Linked DNA regions of Homo sapiens: region 2 is linked to region 1. The links are chromatin contacts, found by Hi-C or POLR2A ChIA-PET in ENCODE. All regions are on one chromosome and are shown on one strand. The core of a region is the stretch at or near the end of the contact, and the rest is flanking DNA. Distances in the headings are between cores, read along the strand shown.

What was found. Hi-C counts contacts between places; a loop is a spot of excess contacts on that map. ChIA-PET counts read pairs that join two places held with the same protein, here RNA polymerase II (POLR2A). Pooled maps may share reads with other maps.
Region 2: a pooled map shows a loop between it and region 1 (2.4-fold over the local background). The contact joins the enhancer-like site here to the promoter of XXYLT1-AS1 in region 1. A Hi-C loop is called at or near these places in 1 of 168 maps with a recorded cell type or tissue (IMR-90) and 3 of 50 pooled maps. POLR2A ChIA-PET finds 5 or more read pairs at or near these places in 1 of 52 experiments (activated B cell).

Annotation. Positions count from the first base shown.
Region 1 is chr3:195,091,916-195,096,228 of GRCh38, forward strand. XXYLT1-AS1 (XXYLT1 antisense RNA 1) reads left to right here and starts at 2,673. Exons shown (of 4, transcript NR_104188.1): 1 at 2,673-2,763; 2 at 3,370-3,462; 3 at 3,684-3,792; 4 at 4,005-4,142. The region is part of intron 3 of XXYLT1 (xyloside xylosyltransferase 1); the gene reads right to left. RefSeq lists enhancers at 2,114-2,183, 2,304-2,473, 2,544-2,593, 3,058-4,257.
Region 2 is chr3:195,208,165-195,212,666 of GRCh38, forward strand. The region is part of intron 2 of XXYLT1 (xyloside xylosyltransferase 1); the gene reads right to left. Among named protein-coding and RNA genes, the nearest start is that of XXYLT1, 61 kb to the right of the region's middle. RefSeq lists an enhancer at 3,657-4,238 and a silencer at 3,752-3,925. Within about 2 kb of position 2,292, at least 23 of the 41 ENCODE cell types and tissues checked have a DNase peak (open chromatin) inside an H3K27ac peak, as active enhancers do; they include IMR-90, where a contact is called at or near this core.

The sequences.
Region 1 (4,313 bases), core at 1,423-3,922:
CTCCCATTCACAATTGCTTCAAAGAGAATAAAATACCTAGGAATCCAACTTACAAGGGATGTGAAGGACCTCTTCAAGGAGAACTACAAACCTCTGCTCAAGGAAATAAAAGAGGATACAAACAAATGGAAGAACATGCCATGCTCATGGGTAGGAAGAATCAATATCGTGAAAATGGCCATACTGCCCAAGGTAATTTACAGATTCAATGCCATCCCCATCAAGCTACCAATGACTTTCTTCACAGAATTGGAAAAAACTACTTTAAAGTTCATCTGGAACCAAAAAAGAGCCCGCATCGCCAAGTCAATCCTAAGCCAAAAGAACAAAGCTGGAGGCATCACACTACCTGACTTCAAACTATATTACAAGGCTACAGTAACCAAAACAGCATGGTACTGGTACCAAAACAGAGATATAGGCCAACGGAACAGAACAGAGCCCTCAGAAATAACGCCGCATGTCTACAACTATCTGATCTTTGACAAACCTGACAAAAACAAGTAATGGGGAACGGATTCCCTATTTAATAAATGGTGCTGGGAAAACTGGCTAGCCATATGTAGAAAGCTGAAACTGGATCCCTTCCTTACACCTTATACAAAAATCAATTCAAGATGGATTAAAGACTTAAACGTTAGACCTAAAACCATAAAAACCCTAGAAGAAAACCTAGGCATTACCATTCAGGACATAGGCATGGGCAAGGACTTCATGTCTAAAACACCAAAAGCAATGGCAACAAAAGACAAAATTGACAAATGGGATCTAATTAAACTAAAGAGCTTCTGCACAGCAAAAGAAACTACCATCAGAGTGAACAGGCAACCTACAGAATGGGAGAAAATTTTCGCAACCAACTCATCCGACAGAGGGCTAATATCCAGAATCTACAATGAACTCAAACAAATTTACAAGAAAAAAACAAACAACCCCATCAAAAAGTGGGCGAAGGACATGAACAGATACTTCTCAAAAGAAGACATTTATGCAGCCAAAAACCACATGAAAAAATGCTCATCATCACTGGCCATCAGAGAAATGCAAATCAAAACCACAGTGAGATACCATCTCACACCAGTTAGAATGGCAATCATTAAAAAGTCAGGAAACAACAGGTGCTGGAGAGGATGTGGAGAAATAGGAACACTTTTACACTGTTGGTGGGACTGTAAACTAGTTCAACCATTGTGGAAGTCAGTGTGGCGATTCCTCAGGGATCTAGAACTGGAAATACCATTTGACCCAGCCATCCCATTACTGGGTATATACCCAAAGGACTATAAATCATGCTGCTATAAAGACACATGCACACGTATGTTTATTGTGGCATTATTCACAATAGCAAAGACTTGGAACCAACCCAAATGTCCAACAATGATAGACTGGATTAAGAAAATGTGGCACATATACACCATGGAATACTATGCAGCCATAAAAAATGATGAGTTACTGTCCTTTGTAGGGACATGGATGAAATTGGAAATCATCATTCTCAGTAAACTATCGCAAGTACAAAAAACCAAACACCGCATATTCTCACTCATAGGTGGGAATTGAACAGTGAGATCACATGGACACAGGAAGGGGAATATCACACTCTGGGGACTGTTGTGGGGTGGTGGGAGGGGGGAGGGATAGCATTGGGGGATATACCTAATGCTAGATGACGAGTTAGTGGGTGCAGCGCACCAGCATGGCACATGTATACATATGTAACTAACCTGCACAATGTGCACATGTACCCTAGAACTTAAAGTATAATAAAAAAATAAAAATAAATAAATAAATAAATAAATAAAATTAGATGCTACTTCAAGCCATTACCTGGGGAAAGTAATTAGACTCCTCCGAAAATAACAGCAGTTCTGCTGCCACTCCTGGAGCCTTTCTTCTGGAATTATCTGGCCGTCCTCCCGCTGCCCTTCTCCCCACAGCTGTTCAGGGTGCAGAACTGCCCACTGGGGAAAAGGTGCCCTGACTCCAAGCGCATCCAAACTAATTAGGAGCCTATCCTCCCCCAGCCCACGTCCGTGGAGGCGCCATACCCCCAAGGCCTGGTGCAGTCAAGGGGAGAGTGTCAGCTGCTCCCCTCGGGGACAGTGGCAGCTCCTCCTCCTCCTCCTCCTCTTCCTCCTCCCTGTGTGGAATTTCGTGGGCTGGCTTGCTGGGGAGGCCATGAAACATGAAATTCACAGCACTGGCCTCTCCTGTTCCTAGGTCTCAGACTGAGGGAAAAGCATAAAGAAACGCTGGCTGTGGACGCACCTTGGAAGGAGGCAAAGGAGAAAAGAAAGCAAGCACCCGACACAGCCCAGCGAGGCCCCAAGGAGGCCCCACGCCCCACTGCCTGTCTGCACTCTGCTGAAACCCACATCCACGCCCCCAGGCCAGCTGGCATCTTCCACGCTTCCCTGCTCTCTTGGGGCCTCCTCCCTCACGCCCTCAGTGTCACCTCGCCCTTTGCCCAAGACCAACAGACACCTGCCCACACGCATGCAGGCCCAGAGTGGCCCGACCAGGCTTCCTCGCCCCTTGTTCTGTCCAGACACAAAGCTGACATGGGAGTCCGGTCGGCAGACTCATCCCCACACCCTGTACAAAGCTGGACACCCGCGGAGACCTCCGGAAGCCAAGATCTAAGCGCTTCGATCCCACATTCACAAGCCCCCTCAGCGGGGATTCCCAGACGCACGCTTCTCCTGAGAGAGTCCAGCCCCTCCTGGCGGCCGTGGTCCCTGGATGCGGGTGCTCGAGGCCTGTGTGGGTAATCACGCTTCCCGTCTCCACGCCACCCTTCCCCCACAGAGTCGCCTGCCCTTCCACACAGACAAGGGGCCACAAGGCCGCACCTTCCCCTCTCCACACAGCCTGCGAAGGCATCGCAGATGCCATTCTGATTAGCAAATGCTGCCTCTGCTCCACCACGCACCTGTTCTGTGGCTCAGCTCTGCCACTGGCCCTCCAGAAGGTTTTCTCAGCTAACCCCACTGGCCTCCACCTCCCCTCCCAGGGTTCTCTCACATAAGAGTTACTAGATGCAGGGCAGTGCTTCCCAGACCTTACTGTGCGGGGGAAATGTGTGTCCGGGATCTGGTTAAAATGCAGACTGGGATTCCGCATCGCTGACAAGCCCCCAGGTGATACCAACGCTACTGGTCTGCAGGCCACACTTTTGAGTAGTGAGAAGGTGGAGGTAAGAGTGAGGACTCTGAGTCAGGGAAAGTGTGTTCTGGCCCCAGCTCCACCAGAACTAAGCATTACATCTCATGAGACTGCCGTGAGGGCTGCATGAGGTAATGCAGTGTCTGGCTGTCGCGGGAACGCAGCGTGCACTCGCAAATGCAAATTCTCTTCCTCTTGCTCCAGTCTTCTCCCTGTGGCGGTGGTGAGTGTAATGCCTCAGAAGACTCTGCCAGGGCATTAAACAAAGTCATACGCGAACCCCCCGGTGCACGGCAGGTGGGTGATGTGGGTTCTCCTTCCTTGCCTTCCACCATCTGGGACTGGGGCCAGCACAGAACCTGTGCCCCATATGGTCAGGGAAGGCAGGGGGACAGCTCCTAGAGCTGAGCCTTGCAGATGGGCACTCTTACAGCCGGGCCTCCACATCCAGTTTGAGTGCTCATGTGTGGTGTTGGGGAAAGGGGTCGTTCAGGTCACACTGGTGGGCAATTCTTCAGGGGACTTTGTCACCTGTGTGCTTATGCGTGAGCAACAGCGCCTGATGACTCTTGGGAAGAGCCACAACAAAGCGAGGGCCTGCAGGCGGCAGTGGCCAGGGAACCCTAGGTAAGGCCCTAACACGTGCGGTCCCCTGATCTGCGGGTGGGGCAGCCTTCACTGGAGGGGGAGTGAGTCTCAGTGAATCAGAGTGGGTACATGTGGAGCTGCAGGTCAGCAGCTCAACAGGGATGAGTAAGGTGCTTTCAGAGGCCACGTTAACCACATCTGGCTGGGAAGGAACCAGTTAGCAAACCTCTCTTTCCCTGCCCTGTTTCCAGCCCACAGGAACTCAAGCAGCTTCAGAGAAGGTCTTACTTGTTTCCGGGGAGAGGCCAGAGGCTCCGGGAACCCAATTCAATATGTAATATATAGCAGTGTCCACGCTATGGTCTAAGCAAAGGCAAGAGGAGAAATAAGGTTGATGGATGGCTCCATCCTTAGCACGCGTTTATGGACACCCACCCAGCCTTCTCCCAGCCGCCACGGCTCTCCACACACAGACAAAAGCAAAGCCCTTTGACCTTAAGCAGAAAAGTACACTGTCTCAACATACTTTTATAGAGTACCTGCTAAGCCTGGGGCCACCT
Region 2 (4,502 bases), core at 1,042-3,541, 120 kb after region 1:
CCCAACAGAGGTGGTATTTGGATGACACCTATTCCTTTCTTTTTTGTATGACAGGTGTTTGTACATTTATGTAAATGTCCAATTCCCCAACTAGAAAGTGAAGTTGTGAGGGCAAACCGCACATCTGACTCACATCTGTTCCCCTCCCCTCCTGTGCCTAGCACAGCACAGCATCCAGTCTCGGTGTCAGCTCTATATCTGAGAGTGGCAGTCAGCCCACCTGCCCACTGCCCACACGCCTGCCGAAGAGGCCCAGCTGGCTGCGTGTGGCACCACATGGTCCCACCTGCTCTGGTCCTGGCTGACTGGACCAACCACAACAAAAAAAATGAACAACGTATGACCTGCAGGCTGGCCTATGGGAAAATACCAAGAGACAACGCTCGTGACGGGAAAGTCACAACAAAGGCCATGCAAGCTTCAGTTCTGCAGGAACAGAAAAGCACATTTTTAGAAGGCAGCTGTAGAGAGGAGAAAATAAAGAAGTGTAGACAGAAACAATTATTCCATTAGAGAAAGAGAGAGAAGAAATCACCAAAAGATGGGTCCCAGAGCTACCCCTAATAAACCCTCTGTCACTGAGCTGAGCTGCATGAGTCCCACTTTCTCACGGGGGAGCGAGGTGAGGGAAAAGGAAGGGCAGACAAAGAGCGTCCAGAGTCCCCGGGAGGTCACTGGGCGAGGGCCACGACACCCAGCAGGGGGCTTGCAAGAGGAGTTTCCTTGAGGTTAGCTCCCAAATCAGCTCACAATCAGAAGCTCACTCCCATCCTAGGTGCCGTGAATTCTCCAAATTTCACAGGTCTGTGATTAAGGACTATGACAAACCTTATTATGTGATCAATGATGCTTTAAAAGAAAAAATACTGTACCTGACTCCCCCAACCCAAGACAGAAGGGAAGCCATCGCCCACCTCCCCTTACGTGGCTCACTCGCCTCTCAGGGGGAAGCTATCTCCCAGAGTGTAAGATGCCAGTGGGGTTAGGACAGGAACCGGCTCACCCTGTTAAGAAGCCAGTCCTCACTAGGGCAAGAAGCCTGTATGGAGGACAGACAGAGGAAGTGCAAAAGCCAAGGGTTAAGGCAGAGGAGACCTACGCCAGGTCCCCGGAGACAAGCCGCTCTCAAACTGTCTTGTCATCGAGTGCCACACCCGCTGGACCCCACTCACGTGGTGGAGTCACTCCGCTGCTGCGTGCTCCTGTCCACACAGGGTGGGAATCCTCCTCACCCCCTCGGCCCCATCAAGGGCTTTCAGATTTTACAGAAACGTTCCGGCTCTTGCCATCTCAGCCACATCAGGCCCGACTTAGGACCCTCTGGGACCTTTACAACCCCAGAGGTCAGTGTCAGGCAGCCCCACCGAAGCCGCACACTTGGGCCCTCCTGACAGGCAGAGCCGGTGACAGGGCTCGGGCGAGGCCTTCAAGCCAGAACGGAGAGCTCAGCAAGCCCAGGCAGTGGGACGGCAGAGTGTGGGTCTGAACCAGAGAAAAAGGCTGCAGCACAGGAGGGATGACCGGGGAGCAGCAGGAACGCTGACCAGGAAAACCCGCCAGGCAAGGGGAGGCCGGGCCCACACCCTGCAGCCCACTCTCTCTGGAGGCCCAGCTATCGCCCGGAATATTCCAAAGGCTATCCAGAAGCCAGAGTAAGGGGACAGAAAACGGAAAAGCAGGCCCGAGACTCCGTCCAAGGCGGCTGACCAGCAGGACCTGGCCATCAGCAACTACACACAGGACTTGAGTACAGAAATGAGTCTTCTCCAGCCAGGGACAGTGCACAAAGTTCGGGACAAAGAGAAGACGCTCAGCAGAGTCAGCCCCAGAGGCGGCTTGGCAAACACACCAGAGGGACACACAGGGATCTGACACCATCTGGGCAGCAGCAGCTGCAGTCCAGGCTGAGGCCCCGGCCGCCCGCACACCCTGGCCCAGAATGCCTGCTCGGCCCCTCCCCCAGCCTTCACCCCAAGCCTTCAAGGCTAACCTCTCCTCATCCTCCTCAAAGCTTCCTCTCTGTGCCCTGACAGAACTGACAGCACCTGGTGCATTCTCCGTGCAAACAACCCCCACACCCCGCTGAAGTCAGGACAGGACAGGACGCTGCTCTGCTGACCTCTCGCCTCTTGCTCCCTGTGTGACACCCACTCACTTGGGGTCCCTCCACCAACCGGAAGGTGAGCTCCCCAAGGGCAGGACTGCTGTCGTGCCCCAGTGCCCTGAACACAGTGGGCAGGAGGACGGACTCCTCATGGGTGAGGCGAGGCCCAGAAAAAAGTTGGCTGACGTCCTGGCAAGAAGTAATAAGAGCCAGCTGATGCCTTTGACCGATAGCCAAGAATTTAAAAGAAGATCTTGACAAATTAAAAGACAGAATCTAATGAAGGGGACCAAAACGGGAAATATTACTGTTCAACCAATTTGGCAACTATTTTCATTAGCTTAGAAAGAGCTTCTGGCATTAAATTAGTAGAAAATGGTCTCTACCACGTTACTATTTTTAGCATTTTATGACAAATTTGCTCAGCTGTCCCTCTTCAGAATAAGAGAACCGAAATGCCTCAAATTTGCTCCATAAGAGCTGCCAGAAAATAGTTTTCACTGAAATCACTGGACACATGTTTATACCCTTTGTTCAGTATTTGTTCAGATGTTTTCACTCAGGCAAGTTCCTGAATGTCTGTTTTTTCCTTTGCTTTCTTCCACACCAAGAACCCCTGCTCCTCCCCCCAGCTGAACGCTGACAGTCAAGGGCAGCACCCGCCACAGCAGGAATCAGAGTTCTCCAGGCTTGGGGAACCATCAAGAAATGGCTATCCCACAAATTCAAGCTCCTGGTTGTGACTAACCCTAAGGAGTGTTCAGAGTCCACTGGATTCACCAGAAGCTGCGGGATTCCACCCCCAAAGGTTCTCCAGTGGGGTTCAGAAAAAGGGCAAAGGCAGGCCGGGCATGGTAGCTCACGCCTGTAATCCCAGCACTCTGGGAGGCTGAAGCAGGTGACTCACCTAAGGTGAGGAGTTCGAGACCAGCCTGGCCAACATGGTGAAACCCCGTCTCTACTAAAAATACAAAAATTAGCCGGGCGTGGTGGCTCACGCCTGTAATCCCAGCTACTTGGGAGGCTGAGGCAGGAGAATCGCTTGAACCAGGAGGTGGAGATTGCAGTGAGCCAAGATCGAGCCTCTGCACTCCAGGCTGGGTGACAGAGCAAGACTCCATCTCAAAAGAAGAAAAAGGGCGAAGGCAGTGAGCCAGCTCTGGCAGACTGAGGGGACCCCTAAAATAAAGTAGTTCAAGATAACACCTAACAAAACGGTATTCATTTAATTCATTTGATGAATATTTATTGACTGCCTACTATGTGTCTGTATCGCTCTGGGAACTGGGAACACAGCAGTGAATGAAACACACAGAACTTCCTGCCCCCATGGAGCTTACATCTGGGTGGGGCAGATAGATGATCAAAACAAACAAAAAAAAGCAAAATCCATTCCACATGAGCAGACGATAAGAACTATGAAGAGAAAGAAAGCAAGGAAGGGCCAGGGCCCTTCATCACAGAAGATGAGCACGATTTCACACAGGACGGCCAGGGATGGCCTCATTGCACAAAGATCTGGAGGAGGAGAGGGGGCAAGCCACGGAATGCCACCGGGAAGATCTGGAGGAGGAGAGGGGGCAAGCCACGGAATGCCACCAGGAAGATCTGGAGGAGGAGAGGGGGCAAGCCACAGAATGCCACCAGGAAGATCTGGAGGAGGAAAGGGGGCAAGCCACGGAATGCCACCAGGAAGATCTGGAGGAGGAGAGGGGGCAAGCCACAGAATGCCACCAGGAAGATCTGGAGGAGGAGAGGGGGCAAGCCACAGAATGCCACCGGGAAGATCTGGAGGAGGAGAGGGGGCAAGCCACGGAATGCCATGGGAAGATCTGGAGGAGGAGAGGGGGCAAGCCACGGAATGCCACCGGGAAGATCTGGAGGAGGAGAGGGGGCAAGCCATGGAATGCCACCGGGAGAGTGGCCCAGGTGGAGGGAGCAGGAAGCGGGGGTGGCCACGGTAGGGTGAGTGACAGCACAGTGCAGGCTGAAGCCAGGGCTGCTGGATCCGATGGGATCGGATCCGACAGGATGGGATGCGAGGATCTGCCACTGGGAAGAAAAGGGCCTTGCCCACAGGCTCACAGAAACGTGGTAACGGAGTTAAATTCTGGTCAGCTGCACCTGGTGTGGCCTTTTGGGGACACACAGAACAGGCTGGGTTCCAGTTTCCCAGGACAGCCCTTCAGAAGACAGTGAGTCTTCTGGGGCAGGGTCCCCAAGCCCCATGCGAACAGGTACAGGTCAGTGGCCTGGTAGGAACCCGGCCGCACAGCAGGCGGTGGGAGGCGGGCCAGTGAGCATCACCACCTGGGCTCCACCTCCTGTCAGATCAGCAGCATCAGATTCTCAAAGAAACACAAACCCTACTGTGAACTGCGCATGCGAGGGATCTAGG